Linked DNA regions of Homo sapiens: all the other regions are linked to region 2. Evidence: read pairs that join two places in POLR2A ChIA-PET (ENCODE). Cell type or tissue: HepG2. All regions are shown on one strand.

Region 1 (8,000 bases), 310 kb before region 2:
CCCTCCTTTGAGAGCCAATTCATAATTCCTCTTCAAATGCAGCACTGAAATGTCCAGGCCGGAACACCAAGTTGCCCGAACGGTCCGTGAGAACTCATCTCTCCAGTCACCTGTACACAGGCTTCCCGGATGCGGCCTCTTGCCCTGGACTGTGGGTTTCTATTAACCTATCTAGGGGAGCACCTTCGACGTTCAGGCATTGTTCAGAATAAGACCAAATTCAATGAAAAACCTAAAGATAATTTTCAGAAGCCAGGTCTTCCCTGTTCTGTAAGCAAGCAAAGAGTATCTGTACTTAATGAAAAGCACAAGAAATAAAAGCTAAATAAAGGGAAGGAGAGTTTTACACTGGTTTCTGTCAAGTGTCATCTCCGTTTCAGCTGTGCACTCTGGCCAAGACATTGAGGCCCCATTAGGTCCCGCCTCGGCTTATCTTATCTCCAAGTGCGATAGGCTTGTCTTAGGCCTTCCTCCAGCTCAGAGGTTGTTAACGTTTTTTGAGGGTGCAAATCCTCTAAGGAATCTGACAAAGTCTCTGGACCCTCTCTTTAGAAAACTACCTCCACCCGTAAAGTTTAGCATGCAGTTTCAGGGGTTTCACAGACCCCCTCAAAGGGCCACGCCAAGGGCCCGGGAGCCCAGGATAAACACATCTGTTCTGTTACTGATAACAGCTACCTTCAGAAGACCAAGGCCGGGAAGAGCAGCAGATGCCCCAAGTCAAGCCAGAGCCTCTGTCAACACTGTTTATAATTAATTTCTCAAAAACTGGAGGCAGAGACGAGGTTGTACGTCCCAGCTCAGACACAAAAGTGGGCACCGTGTAAACGGGATTTATGGGCAATGATAAGGTAAGAAGGAAAAGAATCAAGTTGTGTTTACTGAGAGCAAAGTCCAGAGCTGCCTGGGGGAAGGAAAGAGGTCAGAACAAGGTGACGCCTGCCCACAAGCAGCTGGGGCGATGGGGAGACACCACCAGTGCAGAAAAAGGCAGAACCCACACAGAGGCTGCTGGCAGTGGGGACAGGCCCCAGTGTGTGGGGCACCAGATAGCGGGTAGGACCCGGCACAAGTCCCTGGCCTTTATGTCTCTGCTTTCTCTTCTGCCAAATGCGAGGCTGGGCTCTGTGATCTTTCAAGTCCCTCTGACCCTCCAACAGAGTGGAAAGGAGATTCAGAGCACACCACATGTGGGACTACAGGACCCACCTCTACGCAATGGGGACATGAACATCGCGGCTTGACGTCCTCCATGTCAGCGGCTCAGAGACAAAGCATCAGAGCCCGAGCCCAAGATCCAGGCTTCCCCTTCTGGCTAAGCCCCTCTTGGAAGGAGGGGCCCCGTGTTATTGACTCTGGCCAGTGGATCATGCTAATCCCTCCTCTGACCTTCATATCCCCTGGAACCAAAGGGCGGGGCCCAGATCAGGAGAGCAACCTGCATGGGAGAACGGCATGAATGAAACGTCAGGCACAGGGGCAACCCCCCAGTCACATCAATAACATGTTAACAGTGAAGCCACACAGCCCAGGCTCGGGGGCCCTCCATAAGCAGGTAGGAGAAGTGAGGCCCAGAGAGGCTACAGGACTTGCTTAACGTGATAGGGTTGTAGGGAGTTCCGAAAGGAAGGAAGAAGGGAAGGAGGGAGGGAGCCTGCAGAGAAGCCCAGCCGAGGATAAGTGAGTGCCACTTCCCCTATTGCCTGGGGTTCCCAGTGGCTGTCGCTGCCTGGCCCAGGCACACCCCCAGCCTGGAAACCCCTGTGGCCTCACCCCTCTCCAGATGGATCAGTGGTGGAGACCAGGTACAGGTGAATCAATCCACAGCGGACCCAGAGCTTGAGCTGGCCCAACCAGCTGCTTCTGAGACTTGGATGCTCAGAAACTCAAAAGCAGCCCAAGGGCAGGTCCTGCAAAGGGCTGCTGCGCATTGACTGGCAGCCACTCCTGGGCCAGGTATGTGCTGGTGGTGAGCAGCAGAGGCCGCGTGACAGAGCCAGCTGCACAGGTGAGAGGAAAGTCTAATTTTTGATGACCAATTCATTTCTCAAAGTTTGAGAAGATTCACTGTGCTCTCTTTCTGGATCATTCCAATAATCCTGCCCTGTTTTCTTCTTGAGCAAGTCTGAGGGTGTCTTAGATTCCTTTTTAGTCTTTGAGAACCTTCAGAGACCCAGGTTCCATCTTTACCAAGGAGAAAACTGAGGCCCAAGGAAATTGATTTATGTAACATGCTATTGTGCCAATAATTGAAATCTGTCTATGCTTGGTCAGAAGCTCTTTGCATAGGTATTTTTCTGACCCAAGAATGAAACGCATCCAGGTGCCCTTCCGAAATTGCAGTCTGCCCAGACAACTTTAAGGAATGAACTAACAACAGGGTGGGGGACAATTCCAAACACAGAGACAGGAAAATCAGGGCTTTTCTGATTTGATGGGAAGCTTCTTCAAAATGGGAGCAGATTTCAGCAAGAGATTCAAAGGCTCTTGAAATAAATAATAGCGGAATCTTTCTTTGACTGATGTCTTTTGTCCCCAAAGCCTCAAGTATGTTAAAAATCCCTCCTGTGAACTCACAACATGCTTGCTTTAAGAAAGGTGTAAGGCAGGCTAGTTATGACACCACAAAACAAGCCTCTCAAGAAGGCAGGCGCCGTTCTTAGTCCAATGTGTCGCCGGGAGTGCAGCTCACGTTTCTTTCTCCTCCGTCCAGATTCCCCAGCTTCCCTTCGGCAGCTGATGGCCTCACCAACGTGCATTTGCAGCGGTTTATTCACTGAGGCCCTGCGGACGTTGTCACTGGAATGCAGAGGCTTGGAGAGACGCTGAGCACAGCTTCCCGTTCAGCCGCTGCATGGCCTCAAGTGCCCTTCTCCTCTATTGGATTATCTGCTGATTACGGGGAGGTCAGGCCTTGGCAGGTGCAGAATCAGTGCCTGCAGGACACCTCAAAGGACAGTCCAAGCAGACCTGGTCATGCTATTAAGGACGCTGGCCTTAGTTTCTCTGTCCCAAGGATGTATGAAAGCCAGGATCTCTGTCACAGATCGAAGGCCATGGGGACATAGCCCAATGCAAACCTCAAAAGTAAACCAATTAGTGGTAGCCAGAGGCGGGGGCAGGGGCAACGGGTGTGGTCATGTAGTGAGTACAGGGTGCTCTTCCAGGGTGATGACGAAGTTTTGAAACGAGAGAGAGGCGGTGGTGACACAGGACCAAGAATGTACTCAATGCCCACTGCAGCGGTCAGCTGGAGGTTATGTGACTTTCACCTCGAAACCAAAACCAACAAACAAAAAGCTCACCAAACACACAAAGGGATAGGAACTTTGGAGAACCTCAGTCTGACGTGACCCCTGAAGACTTTCCACATGGTCCAGGCAGGAGGTGTGCAGGCAGAGCCTGCGTGGCCAGTCGCCCTGCGAAGAGTGGGTGACTCCGCTACCACCCATTTCTTCACTGCACCTTCAACTGTCGTGTGAATTTACAATCCCAAGAAAAAAAATTATGTTTACCTGTTCATTTTTACGTCTCCTGTTTGTGGCTCATGATTTATTCCCATTGGCCAGTCTAGAGGGGGTGTGGTACCAGCCCACGTGGTTCACGTGCCCCCCCAGGCACCCAGCTAAGCTAAAGGAACAGAGGAGTGGTTTAGGGGACACACAAATGCAGCCGGTCTGCAGGCTGGGCTCCGAGACTTTTTTATTTTTTATTTTTTTTTGGAGATGGAGTCTCGCTCTGTCGCCCAGGCTGGAGTGCAGTGGTGCAATCTCAGCTCACTGCAATCTCCGCCTCCTGGGTTCAGGTGATTCTCCTGCCTCAGCCTCCCAAGTAGCTGGGACTATAGGCGCCCACCACCACGCCCGGCTAATTTTTTTGTATTTTTAGTAGAGACAGGGTTTCACCGTGTTAGACAGGATGGTCTTGATCTCCTGATCTCGTGATCCGCCCACCTCGGCCTCCCAAAGTGCTGGGATTACAGGCATGAGCCACCGCACCCAGTCTTCTGATTCTTCTTAATCACCCTCTGAACTTGAACTTGAATGAAGTATTCTGGGTTTCTGAGTACTCTGAGATGAGTTTCTCATCTGTGAAACAGGCAGGGTGTTCCCAGGCCTTGAGCAGACACAACTACAGAGGGTGTTCAAGCCACCGGGGGCTGGAGCTCACCCTTCCCAGCCATCAGTGGGACAGTGGGAACAACCACAGGGGCAGGCCTTGTGGGGCCTCGATCTCCGCACCGGCTCCGTCCCCTAGCTGACACTCCCCGGAGGAGCAATCGGCCGTGCTCTGCTGCAGGCCTCCTGTTTCCTCAGTCATTCTGGTCTCAGGAACTGAGTCAGGGAGCATTTCTGCTGCCTCCTTCATCCTGAAGGACACCAGGCACCAGGATAAACTACCTCTGATGGTGATGACAGTGGGAGCAGGATCAGGTTAACAACTTGAACCCATGAGGTGGGAACTATGTGCAAATCACGAAATTTGCCACGGACAAAACTCGGGGCCTGGAAATGGAAACCCTGGGTAGCCGTGTCTCTCACTGACCCCCAGGCAAATCAGACTGTGACTATTCAGAGGCACCAAGAAAACACTACATGTATGCCTCTGGGAAAACAAGGCAAAACGAAAATCAGCTTAAAGTGTGGTGGCCTGTGGATGGTCTCTAACTGCTGTGGGGACCCACGCCCCCAAGCACCCCTACACCCCACCCAGAGGCACATGCAACGCTCTGCCCGCTGTATCCAGGGCAAGTCTGGGTGCACCTCCCTCACCGGGCTCCCGGAAGCCTGTGTGCCCGCCACGGAGACAAGCGGGCACCGCTGTGGGATGGCGGCACCCGTCCCACCCTCCCGTTCCTCTTCCCAGATGTCTTGCTGCCCCAGTAACTCTGGCACAGGGTCAGAAAAAGCAAACCACATGCGTGCCGCCCAAGGAACTGCTGGAGCCCGAGAGGGACCCCCATTAACCTCCTCCTGCTTTGCTCAGGATGGGGCCTGCTCTGGCGATGCCCCAAATGCAAAGTCCAGCGAGGCCAGTCCATGTGGGGGCCCAAAGAGAACCATGCCGCACAACCCCCTGGTGTCTCTCCAGTTTATCTACAGACAAGAACCAAGCTGCAGTGCTCGCCTTTGATTTTAGAAACCCCCGCTTTCTGACCAATGCCAGGCAGAAAGAATGCCAGGAATGTGGATGCCTTTCAGGAGGGTTCACCGCAGCCCAAAGAGACCACAGCCTCCAGGGCCAGGGGCTGCACTTATAAGGAAAGGCCTGCTGGTGGCCTCTGCCTGGGCTGAAGTGTTTCAAGTCGCTGAGGCCCCAGTGGGCGGAGGACTGACCCTGGGACCAGAGAACTCCTGAATTCCTCACGTCACTATGAAAAGCCCTGAGCCTCCTCCTGAACATCTCAAACCTTCTCTCCATCCTAAGGCACAGGCAGATACTGGAAAACAAAGAGACAGGACAGAAAGGGTGGGGGGAGAAGTTGAAATAAAATCCAATCAGCTACCCTCAGTTTACAGGATTTAAAGAAAAACCTGAAACAGTGCAAGTAGCTGCCTGCTTTATTTAGAAGGGCTTTTAAAATTCCAACGTGGCCCAGAAAGGAATCCCACTGTGAGCTGCGGCTTCTCAACTCCCCCTTTGGCCTTGAGCATCCAAACGTAGCGTTTACTTAGATCCAATCCTTTCTACTTGGTGGGGAAAGACTTGTATGTTGCTTTTCTAAAAAACTGGAGGCTGTGCCCGCCCTATGAGGTAGGTGATCCTATCCAACCGACTTTACAAAGGAGGGTGTTCCTTCTATTGCCAACCAGGAGTATAAAAGCCAAGAACAGCCAAGAAAACCTCCAGGAACATTTTACCAGAACACCATTTAATCCAGCTCTTCCTCACAAACACCAGCTGAGGCTTCCTTGGAACATTTTTTGCCAGCGTGTTTCAAGGACAAATGCTCCCCTGACGCCCCAGGGAGGGTGACCTCTAACCGCGGGTCCATCCCCATCTCGTCGCAGGGCGACGTGAGAACAATCCCTCCTTTGTGTACACACCACCCAACCTGGGCTCTGTCCCGCGGCTGCTGGGGTGGGGGAGCTGCTAGCCTGGCTTCTTGGAAGAGTGAGAACGTTCCACGGGTGGCAACAGAAAGTGGATTCGCTGAAAAGAGAAACACGGGGCTGTTCTGGGAATGCGCCGGGGCCGGGCTTCTGGATGCCAGGATGACAAATGACCTTCCCACACTGGGGACAACACTGTGGGCTTCGAGGACAGGAGGAGAGCGCCATGAGGGACAGGCCTGCAGTGCCTGAGAAAGGTCAAGTGTCACCAGAAGCTTCCAGAAGCATTCTCCCTCCTGCAGCTGCTCTGCACACGTTTGGGGCCTGTGTCCCCATGAGTCCGGCACCTTGGTCATGACATGGTAAAGCGGGTCCAGGTATGGCAACCCACTCACACCATGCCTGCACTGCCTACCTGGTACAGCCGCAGCCTCTCGCCATCAGAGAAGTCCCAGGACACGGCCTTCTGTCCAGGAGAGAAGGGAGACGCTGCAAGACAAGAAGGAAACACGAGTGAGCTTCAGTCCTGTCCAGCGCAGAACTCAGGCCTGCTTCCCGCCAGGGCCCCTTCACATCCTGGAGGACAGACGGGCTCTGCAGTGCATTTCCACAGCAGGTGAGGATGGTGGTGGACGCTGCCACGCGGCCCCCAGGTCCCCTTCTGAAGCCAACTCTGGAGAGTGGCCAGCGGAAGGACCTTCACCGGGGGCCACCCAGAACTGTCTCACTGGAAAGAGCCCTTTTGAGGCCACATCAGCCCCCTTCCTGGGCCAGCCTGCACCCAATGACCAGGCCAGTGACTAGCGCGGGGTAACAAAGCCTGCCCCTCACCCTACTCCTGAATCAGGGTGACTCGGCAGTCTGGCCCAGGCCAGAGCTCCTGTGGAGAAAGCGACAGGCTGCATGGAGGCTGCATCCCAGCCTCACTGTCCTCTTCCCCTGCTGCTGTGCTCCCCAGCAAACCTAAACGTCCTGCCCAGTGGCCTCTGCATCACGTTCCGCTTCACAGGGAGCCCTGCCTGTGACAATAGCTTATTGTGCCTTTTCTCACCCCAACAATGAGTCTCCCATCACCTGCCATTACTTCTGCTGCAATGACTGGCATTGTGAGCGCAACAGAAGCATCTTATCAGCTGCGCCCTGAAGATGAACCCCAGACACACCGCAGCAGTGGGGTCTCCTCCTCAAGTCACACGGCGCTGACATCACTACAGAGCCGGCGCCTTTGAGAGCAGAACCAGCCAACATCAATGCGACAGACGGAACTGCAGGTGCCACCACGACGCCCTCCCCCTCAGGCTGACTTCCTCCACAGGAATAACAGAGTGGGCCCCGGGGCCTTCAGAGGAATCCAGGACCTCATCAGACTGTGAAAGAAGGAGTGGGAACTTCCTTCTGGACACCTTCCCTCAATCATGGCCACTCATCCTCTGCAGGAACCAGACAGCCCAGAACAGACCTCCATCCATGTAAATATTTAACATGCAATTAAAAGGAGCGTCACAATCACCCAAGAAGGAAAGAATCATTCCCTGTGATGCTAGGACAACTGGCTGGTGTTCAGAGCACAGATCCCCCCTCTCAGGGCTTCAACTCACACCCAAAGACAAAATGAATTCCAGATCAATAGAAGGGTGTGGAGGGGAAGAGGGAGGGAGGAAAGGAAACCGCCCAATAGGTAATAGAAAATCTGGTTGTATAGTTGATCTCTACGTAGACACGGACCTTCTAAGGGTACAAGCGATGTGCAAAATCACACAGGCAAAATGAAAAGAATCAATGAACGCTACGAAAAAGGCCGCAACAATGTGACAAAATATATGCACAAACACAAAAGATCTGAAACCAGAGAAGACAAAAACAAAGGGTGGGAAGAGACAGGCGGGACTGCAGGTGCCACCACAGCTCCAACACAGCCACCTGCACCCAAGCTGATTTTCTGGACAG
Region 2 (8,000 bases):
CATCAACCTAATACATTTACTTACAGGTTTATTTGTTAATGCTTGTCACCCCATGAAACTGTGGGTCCATGGGGGCAGGAGCCTATTGGTTTTGTTACCTACCACTCCATCCCTCACTGAGGAGCTAGGTAAATATTTGTTAAGTGAATGAATCGATTCATTCACACTGCTGATATCACATCAGCCCTTTTGTTAGAAGCCTTTAAAAACCTCCAGTCTCCTATAAGGCTCTATCTTCCTTATTCCAAATTGCTTCATACTTTGCTTTATTTTTTTTGGAGACCGAGTCTTGCTCTGTCACCCAGGCTGGAGTGCAGTGGTATGATCTAGGCTGATTGCAACCTCTGCCTCCTGGGTTCAAGCGAACCTCCTGCCTCAACCTCCCAAGTACCTGGGACTACTGGTGTGTGCCACCATTCCTGGCTAATTTTTGTGTTTTTAGTAGAGACAGGGCTTTGCCATGTGGGCCAGGCTGGTCTCAAACTTCTGGCCTCAAGTGATCCTCCCACGTGGGTCTCCCAACATGCTGGGATTACAGGCGTGAGCCGCTGTGCCTGGCCCATACTTGCTTTCAGTTTATTTTTTGTATCGTATACTTTCACTCCACACCCTATTGCCAGTTTCACCTCAGTGTAGCCACATTTCTCTTGGCCTCTGGAGCTCTATTTTCCATACTAAAACCTTTATCATCCTTTAAAGTTCAGCTCCAACTTCACTTTTTTGGTGCGGTCTTTCCTTCTAGAAGTCTGTAACATTTGCTTGTAACACTCGAGCTCATGTTTCTTTCTGCCTCATAGTAAATCAGGTGCTTTAATACCTCCCTTTACCACTAAATTGAAAGAATAAAAATCTCTTAGTTGTTATGATATTCGTCTAAGTTTGTAGCTCATAGGAGTTGCCAGGGAAAGATATGTTTGTCAAATTAATAAAAGCTTTCTTTAGTTAAAATACCATCCTCTGCAGTTACAAGGTTCCATCTCCTGGATCTTTTAAAGCATTTGTATTTGTCAGTATAAAGCATTCACAAAAGGATTCACTTTAAACCTTGCTGTGGACTGATCCCGCTGGGGATTTTCTATTAATCATTTAGTATTGGGTATCTGGTGACGACGGTCGTAGGGAAAAGCAATGGGAGCAGAGAAGCAAAATCCCGCCCCAGGCACATGATGGTCTTTGCACAGCCTGGTCTTTGAGTTATCGTCTTTGTAAATGGATATGGTGGCACAATTTCAGTGCCAAGAAGATAGACTGTTTTCATTTATTTTACATTATACGTTAGGACCTAAATATAAATATTCCAGCTATTCATCTCAGCATGATTTGGTTGTGGAAACATAATCGGAATTGTCTAAGAGACGCAGGCGGTGTCTATTTTGGTCCTGGCACAGGAAACTCAGCCTTTGTCCATTTTTACAGTTTGATTTATGGGAGGTTAAAAATTCATAATGCAGCAGCTAACCTCCAGCAAATATTGTTTTTTGCATGAGCCAATTCAAACGCTCCCTCATCTCAGGTTTCCTGTTCAAACGGTCTAGAAATGTGGAGTTTAGCTGCTACACACCAGCTTAAACTACTGAAAATCAGCCAGCCTTTGCCCTGTGGGGATCGGGAGGGGCTCAGCCCAGAAGACAAAGAGAGGGGCTAGGGAGCCATCCATCCACCTCTCAGGCACACTTTCTGTGTCAGCTGCCTGATGCTTGTTATTTTACTTAATCTTCCAGTAATCTCATGACATAGACCCCATTAGCTTTACTTCTCAGAAGCAGGAACTGAGACAGGTTAAGCAACCTGCCTGAGCTTGCAGCACTGGTGAATGGCCAAATGGCTTGGCCTGACTGTCAGGCTGTATGTGGGGCTTCCTGCTGCAGACAGCAAGCTGCAGCATGGTGGGATGTCTGCAGCTTACTGCTGGCTGTCCTGCTGCCTAGAGGCAGCGATGCAGAGAATTCATATAGTGGAAGTTGCGGGGGGGGGTTCATTTTCTTCTGGGCAACAACACAGAGCTGCCCTGTGCTTTGTGAAGTGTGGACACATAAGAGCATCCTATAGTCAAAGCGTGAGCTACACATCTAACTGTGCCAGGGGACAGGTAAACCCCCCTTTCCCTGCAGACACTGCTATGGATGCCTCACTCTCCCTTCTACCTCCCCAGGCTCTCAAAGGCCCTATGGACGGCTCTGGCCCACAGAAGCTTCTGATTGTTTGAAAGGAGCATCAGGGCCTAAAGGCTGCTCCGTGGGTGCTACTGCAGGGTGCGGCTGTTCCAGGACTCAGGGCTTGTCAGGATCCCGCGTGTGTGAGTGCAGGCCCCAGAGACTCCACACTAATTGCACCTGCTCAAAACTCTCTCCTAACTAACTGGACCACAGAGGCCGTGAGATAAAGAGACCCTGCCCTGGGCCAAGAGAAACACTGATGTAAACAGACAGGGAGACCAGGATGGAGGAAGCACGAAGGTGGCAGAAGGACACCCATGAGGTCTGCTTGGCAGTGCTGGGCTAAGTCAGGAGATGCAAGTGTTGCGCTGGCAATGCCATGGCCTGGGGATTTGAGGAAGCCTCTCCAGGCTCCTTATCAGGACGTAGATTTCATGGCTGACCTAGAGCTACCTGAGCAGGCCGGATTCATACTCCATCACTTTCCATTAAAATATCCCAAAAACAGGCCGGGCATGGTGGCTCATGCCTGTATTCCCAGCACTTTAAGAGGCTGAGGTGGGAGGATCACCTGAGGTCAGGAATTCGAGACCAGCCTGGCCAATATGGTGAAACCCATCTCTTCCGAAAAATACAAAAATTAGCTGGGGATGGTGGTGGCCACCTGTAATCCCACCTGTAATACTTGGGAGGCTGAGGCAGGAGAATCGCTTGAACACAGGAGGCAGAGGCTGTAGTGAGCAGGAGCTGAAATCATGCCATTGCACTCCAGCCTGGGCGACAAGAGTGAAACTCCGTCTCAAAAAAAAAAAAAAAAAAAAAATCCGGAAAATAAAAACATCTAACAGCTTGGAAAATTAGGACCTAGAGTTTCTAGGCCAATGTTGGACCTAGAGTTTAGGATGACTATTTGTATATTTTAGCAGAGCTTGGGTTTAATTGAGGAACACAGGGAATTCCCCCAAGTCCGCTGCATGAGATCAGCATAGCAGGTCCCAGAGAAGGTAGGAAAAGACTTTGACCCCCTGGGTGATCTTTGTTTGAGTCCACATTAATCAGAAAACAGAGCGGACACCCTCTCACTGCACAAGGTCACTGCACAAGGACTATCTCTGAAGCTATCAGCGGTGTTCCTACTTTCATCTACCTTTATTCCTCCTCTATATCTTTGAGCTCTAGTTCTCGACATGGTGGTGGGTGGGGGAAGGTCACTTGGCCACCTGCACGTGGACAGGGTAGTTCAAGGGAGGTTGTAATTCATGAAAACTTCTCTGGGTAGAACAAACATTTAATCCACAGGGGGAAGAACACTCACCATATACTAGGCAAGACCAACACACTACATGGGATTTTTTTAAAGGAAAAAGATAAAAATTCACATATATTTAGACAAAAGAGAAAAGAGGGCAGATTATTTAAAAACAAACAAAAATTAATCTGACATCAGACATTTCTGCAAAAGCCAGGGGATGATGTCCCCAAATTCACACACTTCTAAGAGGTAAAAATTGAGTCAAAGTTAGGTACAAAGACTATCATACCCAGCCACACTTTTACAACACAGGGTCATCCTTGGTTACATTGGGGATTAGAAAATGACCATTCACATTCTCTTTTATAATTAGTTAAGAGATATTCTAGCCAACATAAAAGCAATCAATATAAAGAATTAATTACCAAAAAAAGAGCACCTTACTTAGTCACCCCTTTAGTTAATAAACATTTATTGAATGGTTGCAAGGTGCCAAGGCATTGTGCTAGTAAGCAAAATTTTGAACAAAACCAGAAAGGTCCATGCCCTTGTGAAGCCCACAGTCCAAGGGACAAGAGGGAAATAAACAGGCAAACACCTACCAGGAGACAGGTAACATAGTGGCATGGTGCATGGTGGGATGGTGACAGGGTGAGATGGTGGTGTGGTAACTTGATAACATAGTTCAGTATGACAGGGTGCATCATGACACAGTGGTACAGTAAGTAACATCTCACCATATCATGGTGAGATGGTGGCATGGTGATGTGGCATGGTGATATGGTGATGTGACATGATGGCATTGTGGCAAGATGTGATATGGTGGCATGGTGATATGGTGTCATGGTGATGTTGTGACATGGTGACATGGTGGTATCGTGGCATGGTGGCATAATGATGTGGTGATATGGTGGCATGATGGTGTGTGACGTGATATGGCATGATGATGTGGTGGCATGGTAACATGGTGGCATGATGATGTGGTGGCATGGTGGTGTGGTGAGGTGGTGACATGGGGACATTGCAGCATGGTGGCATGATGTCATGGTGGTATGGTGGCATGGTGGTGAGTTGATGTGTGGCATAGTGACATGGTGGAATGATGGCACGATGGTGTGGTAGCATGGTGACATGATGGCATGGGTGGCATGGTGGCGTGGTGACATGGTGGTGTGGTAATGGGGTAGCATGGTGGTATAGGGGCATAGTGGCATGGTGGCTTTAGGGCATGGTGGCTTGGTAACATGGTAGGTACGGTGATTCTAAAGAACCAAGCCCAGTTCAGGGTGGCCTGAACACAGGGTAGGTGAGAACTGAAATGGATCGAACACAGAGACCACACAGCACCACAGCCCATGAGGCCTAGGCAGAGGCTGTGTGGTCTTGATCACTAAGGCTCTGCCACTTCTTAGCTCAGCATCTGGCTCATAGTATAGGTCCTCAATAAATATTTATTGGATGAATAAATGAGTTACATTAAAATGGCCTAAAAAGAGAAAAAAAATCTCAAATAATTTTTACTTTATTAAAAATAGCAATGATAATATACGTCGATCTAGGTCTATAATGTGAAAGTAAATTAACAAAGACTAGGAAATAATCAAGTGCATAGGAAGAGATAAAGTGTAATAAATTTTAAGTCTTATGTAAAAAGGAGTCAAAATAATTGCTTTATTCTGGACTTAGATAATTAGAGAACACATTTAAATAGATATTTTAAAAATTAAAAGTATTCATTGGTATAATTTTTAAAAATACCATCGTACAAATAACATGAATATAAAAGAAAGCTACAGTAAAGTATACAATGGAAAGCCTAACAAAGCAAGATGAGAGGCATAAGGGTCAAGCATTTTCGTTATGATGATAAATGTTGGCAGTTTAAATTCCGCTATATCAAAGCAAAGTCTTATAATAGGAAGCAAAAATAGGATATGATACAAGAAATAAATATTAAGGAGAGCTCTTTTACAATTTAAAATAAAAGACTGGGGAAAGATAGACAGGAAAGTTCACATGACAGAGGAAACGATTATTTCAATATGAAGAAAATGTAGGCATCAACTCAAGGAGCCTTAAAGTGGCAATAAAAGTCATGTTGTGTTATGAAAGGTATTAGCAGTAAAAATGGTCCTTAGCCTTCATATGCTGAGAAACACAGTACTGGCACTGTATATTCACATTTTAAAAGTCAAGAAGAAATGATCAAAATACAACTATTAGGGAGAGTTTATCAGTACCACTACTCTATGGTAGATCAGGAAACAATGAAAAGAGAATTAGTTGCGTGTGGCTGCCATAACAAATTGCCACAAATGTGATGGTTTAAAATGACACATATTGACTGTCTCACAATTGTGCAGGTCAGAAGGCTGTAATCAGTTTCACTGGGCTGAAATGGAGATGTCAGTAGGGCCTCACCGTCTCCAGAGGCTCTGGGGAGGACCTGTTTTCCTGCCCTTTCTTGTCTTTTCTAGCTTGGAGCTGCATTCCTTACATTCCCTGGCTCCTGGCCCCTCCCTCCACCTTCAAAGCCAGCAGCATAGCATCCAGCTTCAGTGGTCACAAGGCCTTCTTCTTCTCTATCAAATCTCTCTCTGCCTCCCTCTTGTAAGAATACTTGTGATTTGCATTTAGGGCATACCTGGATAATCCAGGTGAGAAAAGAAAAATAGCTGAGAGCAGTCTGAACGATGTGGGCAGAACTTACCAGGCTCAGAGATACTTGAGCACAGGGCTTCAGTCTCACCCTGCCCTTCCACACCTATGCTGGGGGCAATTGTTTAAAAGCATTTCAGACCAGATGTCTCACCCTTATATCCTGTTCCTGGAATTAGTGATACAAAAGACAATGTATAGCCATTCAATAGACTATGTTATTTTAATGTAAATTGTTGGTGAACAGCTTAGGAACTGCCTCTCCTTCTTTTCTTTAAAATCCGACTTGTAACTGCTGTTAATTAGAATGTAGATTCAGGGCAATTAGGATCTATGCTCCTGGGTTGCAGTCCTCAAATTTGGCCCAAATAAACTCTCTACTTTTATTAATTTTGCCTCAGTTTTTTTTTCCTTTAAGTTGATTCAGGATAATCTTCCCATCTCAATACTGTTAATCACATCTGCAAAGTCTTGTCTTATAAAGTAATATCCAAAGGTTTGAGGGATTAGGACCTGTATATCTTAAGGGGCCACTGTTCAGCCTATCACAATGATAATGTAAGACTTAGAAAAGATAAAGATAAAGCTCGTACTAATAGGACTACTAATTTTTGAATGTCCATGGAACATTTACAAAAGTTGCATATATTTGCCTCTATAAAATCCTCAGAGCAAAACTTGTTATTCGTGAACATAATTTTCTAAAATTCAAGATTTATAATAAACATTTAGAAAGAATAACCCAATTAGTTAAGATATAACAAATAAAATAAAAGCCCTCTCAGATAACTAATAGGATATCAAATATTATTTCAGTATATTTAGAAAATTATTAAAAAGGAAGACACTATGTAACTAAGGCTTTCCAAGGTATTGGGAGAGGCCAATTATTAACCCTAAATGCTTTCATTTCCAAATGAAGAAGAAAAAAAATATATGTTATCCTTCAACGTAGGGAATTAGAAAGAACATAATATAGATGAAATCAGAAATTAATGACTTTTAAGATGATGGGATTAATAAGTGAAACAAAAAATGATTTATTTGCAAAGACAATAAATACCTCTGCCCAGTGTAGTCAAGGAATAGGGAAACTGTAGAAAAATAAACTTAGTGAAGGTCTTCGTTTCTCATTCCTATCAACACATTACAATGTTACTTTGGAGGCTCTGGACAGAAGACAAAAACAAGTAATATACATTTGATATGAAGAAGATAGAAGTATTACTATTTGCAGCCAGTATGATTGTATATAAACACCCCAGATTGTCAATCAAAATAACATATGGATTGTGGATAGAATTCAGTGGCTGATTCTGAAAGTAATATATAAAAAATCAGGTCTTTATAATGTCTATAACCACTTGGAAAACATACAAATAATTATAGATACTATTATTACACACCAAAAAATAAGTAATACCAATATTTACATAACATGTCTTGGATGATAAGACTATTTTGTATGATTAAATTTCCCAACTTACATAATTAAAATAATTCCAAACAAAGTCTCTATACTATTTTTGGGAAAACTTGTTAAAATAAATCCAAAGTTCATGTGGAAGAAAAAAGTGTTGAGAATAAATTTTAAATGTTTTGAAAGAAAGTATTATGAGGGGAAATGACTTTTCCAAATATTAAAAATGCCATAAAGCTGTGTTGATTTTTAGTTCATATAGCCCTATTATTAGAGAAGGAGTTTGAATATGTGATGAAGTTGGCAAAGGCAAATAGTATGAGAAGTCATGGATTATTTAATGGAAAATGCAGACACTGCTAGTTAGAGGGAAATGTGTTGGCTAATGAAACGTGTGGTGAAGCAACTTCCTAGAATATGTTAACTGGGTATGCAGGGGGGTTATTAAAGTCCTGATAAGTCACAAGTTCACAAAGAATATATACTCCTTGATCCATAGAAGAGGTGGCCTGTA
Region 3 (8,000 bases), 190 kb before region 2:
AAGGCAAATTCTCTCTCCCTCTCTCTGAAAGTATGAATTACTGCTTCTACTGTCTGGGTAAGATGAACTTGATATAATAGCCCCAATCTTGTTTGTTCCAATAGAATATTTCATACGGTCGAAGAAGGCTAAATTATGTGTTTTGAAATTCCCTGAAGCTGCAATTCAAGAAGTGTATAATTAAGCCCTGGCATTATTAAGGAGTAGAAAATATTTTTCTTCCAACTTTCCTATGGTTTAAAAACTATTCAGGCTTTGGATTTTTGTGATAGCAGACTAGGTGACACATTCTAAGAACTACCGTTAAATGGTGAACGAAAGTCAATGAATGTGGCCCTCCTGCTGGGAGTAAAAAGACTTTCTCACAGCTTTGCATTGGCAGCAGGCGTAGGTATTCCCTTCTTGGAGGCGGCCCTGAGAATCTGTGACAGGTGCGACACTTTTCAGCTACAGTGTCTGGAAAAGATATGGTTCAGCCTTCAGATCCCTTCCTGGCAGGGGTGACGAGAGTGGGCCGTGGCAGTCATTAAGTTCATTGTTTCAGTGAGATCCATACCTCCTTGAGAACTGCTTATGTTTCTCTAAAGAGATAACGTCACTAAAGGGTGAAGGCTTTTAAGGATAAAATCACACAAAAAAGAATATATTCTTGCATTGCTTAGATGTTGTTTTCCGTCCCTGGGGCTGTTATAACAAATTGCCAAAAACACGATGGCTTAAAGACAACAGAGTTTTATTCTTTCACAATTCTGTAGGTCGAAGTCTGAAATCAAGTGTGAGCAGGGCCACATGGGCCCATTCTGAAGACCCGAAGGAGAGTCCCCCTTTCCCTCTTCCAGCGTCTGGCAGTCCTAGGCCTTCTTTGGTTGACGGCAGCCTCACTTCCATCTGTGCCTGTGACTCACATAGCCCTCTTCTCAAAGTCTCTGACTTTCTCTTCTCTTAAAAGAACACCTCGGCTGGGTGTGGTGGCACACGCCTGTAATCCCAGCACTTTGGGAGCCCCAGGCAGGTGGATCACCTGAGGTCAGGAGTTTGAGACCAGCCTGACTAACATGGTGAAACCTCGTTTCTACTAAATACAAAAAAATTAGCTGGGCATGGTGGCACATGCCTGTAATCCAAGCTACCTGGGAGGCTAAGACAGGAGAATTGCTTGTGCCTGGGAAGGCAGAGGTTGCAGTGAGCCGAGACTGTGCCATTGCACTCCAGCCTGGGCAACAAGAGTGAAACTCCATCTCGAAAAAAAAAAAAAAGTAAAAAGAATCCCCAAAAAACCCCCACACCTGCTGTTGAGTTTAGGGCCTCTCCTCAATGCAGAGTGCTCTCATCTTGAGATAACTTAATGATATCTGCTGATAAAGATCCTTTTTCCCATAAGGTCACATTCACCAATACTGAAGATTAGGACATGAATGTATATTTTGGAGTCACAATTTAACAGACTTTAGATGTATATTTAAAAAATTCGGAAGATAACTAAGGGATTGATTACAATAGTTATCTATCTGGGGAGAGGGCGGAAAGAGAGGATAAGGCAGCAGAGGAGGAAGGGAGAATTTTGCTTCTATTTCATTCTTAAACAATTTAAAGTTTTGAGTCTGGTAAATCTGTCACTTAGTAAATAATTAAACAAGTAAATCTAATTTAAAATGATACATTTTCATTTTTATACTTTTTTTTTTTTTTTTTTGGGACAGAGTCTTGCTCTGTTGCCCAGGCTGGGGTGCAGTGGCACAATCTCGGTTCACTGCAAACTCAGCCTTCCCAGTTCAAGCGATTCTCCTGCCTCAGCCTCCCAAGTAGCTGGGATTACAGGTGTGCACCACCACACCCGGCTAATTTCTGTATTTTTAGTAGAGATGGTGTTTCACTATGTTAGCCAGGCTGGTCTCAAACTCCTGACCTCAGGTGATCTGCCCGCCTTGGTCTCCCAAAGTGCTGGGATTACAGGGGTGAGCCACCATGCCTGGCAGTCAGTTTCAATCTTTTTCAATCTTTTTTTTTTTTTTGAGATGAAATTTTGCTCTCATTGTCCAGGCTGGAATGCAATGGTGTGATCTCGGCTCACTGCAACCTCTACCTCCTGGGTTCAAGCAATTCTTCTGCCTCAGCCTCCTGAGTAGCTGGGATTACAGGCGCCCACCACCAGGCCCGGCTAATTTTTTTGTATTTTTAGTAGAGACGGGGTTTCACCATGTTGGCCAGGCTGGTCTTGAACTCCTGACCTCAGGTGATCTGCCTGCCTCGGCCTCCCAAAGTGCTAGGATTATAGGCATGAGCCACAGCATGGGGCCCAGTTTCAATCTTTTACCAATGAAAACCTGAACACAAAACAATAATTCTTAACCAATCATGATGAAACACAGTAACTTTTTTTTTTAATAAAAGGAAGAAGAAAGTGTTGAAAATTGACATCTATGTTTACATATCACAGCAACACAAAGTGCCAGCAAAAAAAAAAAAAGTGGAAAAATGAAAGTATCTTGGCCCCATGAGTTTTGCTCTGCTTCCCACTGTCATTTATTCAGTACATGTGTCACTAGATCCAGGACTTGCTCTAGAAGTTGGAGGAAGTCAATGGCACTGTGAGAAACGTGAATTACCAAGGGACTCTGTCATGTCCTTCGTTACTCATGTGACTTCCTTACATGAAAGGAAAATAGATCCTGGGGCCTCCAAATCACTCAGCTAAAGGGAAAAGTCAAGCTGGATCTGCTTAGGGCAAACCTGCCTCCCATTTATTCAAAGTCATCCCACTCTTCACTGAGATAAATGCATATCTGATGGCCTCCTTTGGAAAGGCTCATCAGAAACTCAGAAGAATGCAACCATTTGTCTCTTATCTACCTATGACCTGGAATTTCAGTATTAAACCAATGTTTATCTTGCATATATTGATTGATGTCTCATATCTCTGTAGAGACTACATGAAAATTTTGTTGTTGAAATAATTCGTTGTACTGAGCTTCAATTGAAATGCTTAAATACCTTGAAAACATTTCCATTTTTGCCTTTACTCAAATCAGGTGGTGGCTACTTTCTAATGAATGCAAATCCCAGTATGTGAAAAGTGTGGGTTAGGACAATAAAAGGGGAGGTGACACCATTTTAATGGTTTCTCAGAAGCTGTGCTCCGATGTCCTTGGGCACATGTCATCAGTACCTCCTGAGGTTATGTCACAGGTGCATGTCCTTAACTTTGGCAAAATAAACTTCCTAAATTAACTGAGATCTGTCTCAGATATTCAGGCTTCAGAGCTATGCCAGCTAACCCCTTATGCTGAAAACGAGGACTTAGAAGGAAAGGGCAAGAGAGCCAGACTTGCTTTTTCCTTTTTTTTTTTTTTTTTTAAGTCTTTCCTTATTCATCAATAAGCCAAAAGTAGAGGTTGTTAGTAGAAAATGTGTGCACCAAGAAGTGAAATAAAGACAGTTGAGTTCATGTGTTGTAGTGTTTCCAATGTTCTGCTAAGAATGAAATATATATGCATGTACAAGCCACAAAATACAAATTGTGTAATTTTGGTGATGCTGCATATGAGTTAAATGTACTTATGTTTGTATTTAAACGTGAAATTGCACAATATGAAGAGTAATGGTAAAATTCATGCTAATGATTTAAAATTGTATTCTTTCTTTACTCAAAACGACCTCAAGGAGCAAAGTAAAAACACCATAACAAATTGAGAGACTGTAGAAAAAGGGAAAAGCCTTATCTTTTACTACATTCCATGGCACGTTTCTCCTGCTTTTTGAATGAGAGCACTTACAGTTTCATTTTGCATTTGGCTGCAAAAACAGCGCAGCGCCCCCTGCAGGGAGCTGTATCACGGTGTTCTGATCAGCCTCTGGGGAAGTGGCCTCCTCTGGTCCAATCAGCTTGTGGACTGAGGATCACGTGATACAAAATATGGCCACCCCTGCATGAACCTGGAGCAACTGCCCTGGGTAGGTACCCGTACAAGGAAAGGCAATCCTTCAAGCAATAATCTTTTGGCAGTCTCCCTCACCTCTGTTCACCCCTGGGTATTTTTGGCATTGCTGTTTTTAATGATGGGGTGTGATGTTTCCTCAGCCTGTTAAACTTCATTGTGTTATTTTTTAACTGCTTCTGAGAAACTACTAAAATGCTGTTACCTCCCTTTTTATTGGCCTAAGCCACACTTTTCACATACTGGGCTTTTCATTCATTAGAAAGTAACCACTTATTTTGAGTAAAGGCAAAAATGGAAATGGTTTCAAGGTATTTAAGCATTTCAAGTGAAGCTCAGCACAGTGAATTATTTCAACAACAAAATTTCCATGCAGTCTCTTAGAAGAAAAATGTATCTTAACTAAATTTTAGGACTTCACATTTTGTTTTGTTTTGTCTTGGCTTATTTGTTATTTAAATGTGCGGATCTGTGAAATAACATCATTTCTTTTTAAAAGACAGCAGGTTCTAACTTTAGTACTTCCTGAGCAAAAAGAACTAAGGTTGCAGAAAGCTTCTCTTTCAGGCTGTCTTTCTGGCATTGCTGCAGGCAGTGCTGCCCTTGCTGGGAGGTCTCCACCATCCACATTAGCCTGCATGTCTCTGTCCCTTTGCTTCGTTTCCCACCTCTACCCACCTGCCCACCACACTCTCACACTTCCCCTGCCCAACCAGAATTGCCATCAGGGGCTATTGGTCCAATCCCAAATGCTAGTAACAGAACTGAAAAGCCCAAGTTTGAAGGGAATTTCTTCTTCCGTGAAGTCCCCTGGGAGAAAATTTTCTGGAAGACTCACCATCCCAGAGGCTACACAGCTCAGGACAACCCCTGTTCTTTTAAGGGAAAAGTGAAAGCCTGGACTTGTAGGTTTTCCCCACCAGTTTTCACATGGAGCTGATATCGGCATCTCTGCAAGGCCAGGAGGAGATTGAGTGACCTCTCTGGAACTCCGAAGTTTACTTTCCCTGCGTTTTCGTAACTTGTTCTCAGCTCTTTGAACTGCATCCAAGTGCCTAGTTCATGATGCCATAATTGCTCACCGGGTTCAAGGGCAGAGCTCTGGTTTCATATTGTAAAATTCAGTGCACCTGGGTACCACATAATAGCTGTGCTAAGACATGTGTGCATTACATCAGCTATGATTCATTCCTGTGATCTAGTTTAGACCACAATCTGATAACACAAACCAATTACTTAAACTGTTAGAAGATGCTTAACTGGAAAAAACATATCTTTAGTTTTCCTTCCAACTTTAGTCTAAACCATATATATATATGTTTTTATATATATATATATGTTCATATTCCATATATATGTATTCCAAATACTCTACATGAGTTTTAACAACAAAACTTGGGGGAATGGGATCTAAAATGTATTTCCCAGGTCTAGCTTGGATGGACTTCAGGGTCATTAACAAGCTGTGCCAAGCAGCATATGAAATCGGTGAGATAAGCTTTGATGCATATTAGCTGTGGGACCTTAAGCAAATGACTCATACTCTCTGAGCTAAAGTTTTCTTATCTGTGAAATAAGCATAGCAAGCCCTCCCCCTAAGGACTGTTGGGGTTAAATTAAATGGTAAAAGCTCCTTAGTCAGTACTCAATATAGGTTCAGTACAAATTGGTCTTTTTTCCTTTCCAATCATGGATACGTACCTGTTGGGCAAAGTAGGTTTCTCCTGGCCATGCCAGGGGACTTCTCACTGTGCTGCAGCCAAGGCTTGATTGAGATTGGCTCCTCTGGGTCTTTAGGGACATATCTTGATTGATATCAACCAATCACAGTTATCCTGTGTTAGGGCAACAAACTGCTACCCAAATCTGCAGCCTGGTGGCAGGGATTGAGTTAGGGGTGACCCAGGCAGTGCAAAGCTCAGCCATTTTTTTTTCTCCATTTGGACGTGAGCAAAGAAGCTGTGGCTCTGGTTACTGAAAAGGGTGAAACAAAGAATCTCCAACAGACAGGCGGGGGCTCTGTTTGAGCAAAGTCTCAACGGGACTCTTGTTTTATAGCACTATCTGCCATCCTCAAATACACCAGCTACCACTCTGGGCACCCATAAGAACAGAATGTCACTCATCTCTGGGTTTTCGATCCAGAGCTGCAAGTGGATGAGAATGGAGCTGAATCACATAGGACCCATTCGAGCACTTCCACCAGTTGAGCCTCTTCGAATGGATTTTAAGATCACCTCCTTCACACTAGCTGCATATGTGGAGCTTCCACTGTTAGACACAACACAATGGAATATGGCTGATATGGTTTAGCTCTGTGTCCCCACTGAAATCTCACCTCGAATTGTAACCCTCGAGTATTGAGGGAGGGACCTGTAATCCCCAGGAGTGGAGAGAGGGAAGTGATTGGATTATAGGGGTGGTTCCCCCATGCTGTTCTCCTGATAGTGAGTGAATTCTCATGAGATCTGATGTTTTTATAAATGATAGTTTTTCCTGCTCTCTTTCCCTGTCTCTCTCTCCACCCTTCTCCTGTCTCCTCTCTTCTCTGCCCTCCTCTCGCTCTCTCTCTCACCTCCTGCCATGTAAGATGTGCCTGCTTCCCCTTCTGCCACGATTGTAAGTTTCCTGAGGCCTCTTCAGTGGAACTGGCTGAAGAGGCTGAGGCAATTAAACCTCTTCTCTTTATAAGTTACCCAGTCTTGGCAGTTTTTTTTGTTTTGTTTTGTTTTGTTTTTTGAGACAGAGTCTCGCCTTGTCGCCCAGGCTGGAGTGCAATGCCGCAATCTCGGCTCACCGCAACCTCCGCCTCCTGGGTTCAAACGATTCTCCTGCCTCAGCTTCCTGAGTAGCTGAGATTATAGGTGCCTGCCACCATGGCCAGCTAATTTTTGTATTTTTAGTAAAGGCGGGGTTTCACCGTGTTGGCCAGGCTGGTCTCTAACTCCTGATCTCATGATCTGCCCTGGCAGTTCTTTATAGCAGTGTTATAACAGAGTAATGCAATGGCTATCTCTATTTTTACCTGCTGGTAGGAACCACAGGCAGAATGTTAAACCTCTGAGATCTCTCCAGACCATAAGAGTGGGTATAACACTTTCAGGATTGTGCCGTTTAACCCAGTAATCTAACTTTTAGACACATCTCCTGAGATACAGTCCTGAGAAAGAAAAAGGCTGTCTTTGTGAAAATGTTATTATAGCATTACCTCTGTATATATTTTGATTAAAATTAGAAAAGCATTACACTTAGTTGTAAAAACTGACAGTAGCAAAGGATTGAAAGTGAAATATATTAGCTCATTCCTTCCACATGACCCCTCCATGGCCTCACATCCCAGAGGTAGTATTATTCTAAAAAAATTTATTTACATAAATGAATATATTGGAGACATTTGTGTAAAAGCCTTAATTTGTGTTTAAAAATATTTAAGGGAGGCCGGGTACAATGGCTCATGCCTGTAATCACAGCACTTTGGGAGGCCAAGGTGGGCAAATTGTTTGAGGTCAGGAGTTTGAGACAGCCTTGCCAACATGGTGAAATCCCGTCTCTACTAAAAATATGAAAATTAGTTGGGTGTGGTGGCAAGTGCCTGTAATCTCAGCTACTTGGGAGGCTGAGGCACGAGAATCACTTGAACCCAAGAGACGGAGGTTGCAGTGAGCCGAGATTGCGTCACTGCACTCAAACCTGGGCGGCAGAGTGAGGCTCCACCTCAGGAAAAAAAAAAATTATAAGGGAATATCGAAATAATGAGGGATCCACTAAATTATACTGTAAGCAAAACAAAATAAAACCAACAAACCAACTAGCCCTAAAGCAACCTAAGTGCCATCAGTCTGGAACAGATTGATGAATTTGGTATCATCTAATGGAATGCTATATATCCATGACAAGGAATGAAGAAGACCTACATGTATTTTAACAGAAATGTGTCTAAGATACACCCTATATGCCAGTAAGTGAAAAAAAACAAGTTACAAAATAATATGTACAGTACCATTCCTTTGCAGTATAATGATATGGTTTGTACTATTCTATAGTTATCATAAATCAAGACATTTT

Evidence for each region. Peaks named below come from ENCODE experiments on the same cell type or tissue, not always from the same donor. Only the 100,000 strongest peaks of a DNase experiment are listed, where the experiment ranks them.
Region 1: POLR2A ChIA-PET joins it to region 2 with 10 read pairs; 5 of 35 experiments call an interaction of 5 or more read pairs at or near these places.
Region 3: POLR2A ChIA-PET joins it to region 2 with 81 read pairs; 7 of 35 experiments call an interaction of 5 or more read pairs at or near these places.

The regions. Positions count from the first base shown.
Region 1 is chr2:234,993,845-235,001,844 of GRCh38, reverse strand. SH3BP4 (SH3 domain binding protein 4) reads right to left here. Exons shown (of 6, transcript NM_014521.3): 2 at 6,469-6,542. Among named protein-coding and RNA genes, the nearest start is that of SH3BP4, 46 kb to the right of the region's middle. RefSeq lists enhancers at 1,645-2,321, 2,437-3,066 and silencers at 4,166-4,460, 5,086-5,380. In HepG2, a CTCF peak has its summit at 5,279; DNase peaks (open chromatin) are centred at 884, 1,404, 3,184, 5,224 and 2 weaker places.
Region 2 is chr2:234,684,547-234,692,546 of GRCh38, reverse strand. The region is part of intron 1 of LINC01173 (long intergenic non-protein coding RNA 1173); the gene reads right to left. Among named protein-coding and RNA genes, the nearest start is that of LINC01173, 5.9 kb to the right of the region's middle. RefSeq lists a silencer at 28-322 and an enhancer at 4,066-4,691. In HepG2, no CTCF peak of the experiment used is centred here; DNase peaks (open chromatin) are centred at 116, 1,586, 3,256 and 5,896.
Region 3 is chr2:234,877,712-234,885,711 of GRCh38, reverse strand. The region is part of intron 2 of LOC101927896 (a long non-coding RNA gene); the gene reads left to right. Among named protein-coding and RNA genes, the nearest start is that of SH3BP4, 70 kb to the left of the region's middle. In HepG2, a CTCF peak has its summit at 3,810 (motif pointing left); DNase peaks (open chromatin) are centred at 3,841, 4,991 and 5,421; H3K4me3 peaks cover 1,604 bases.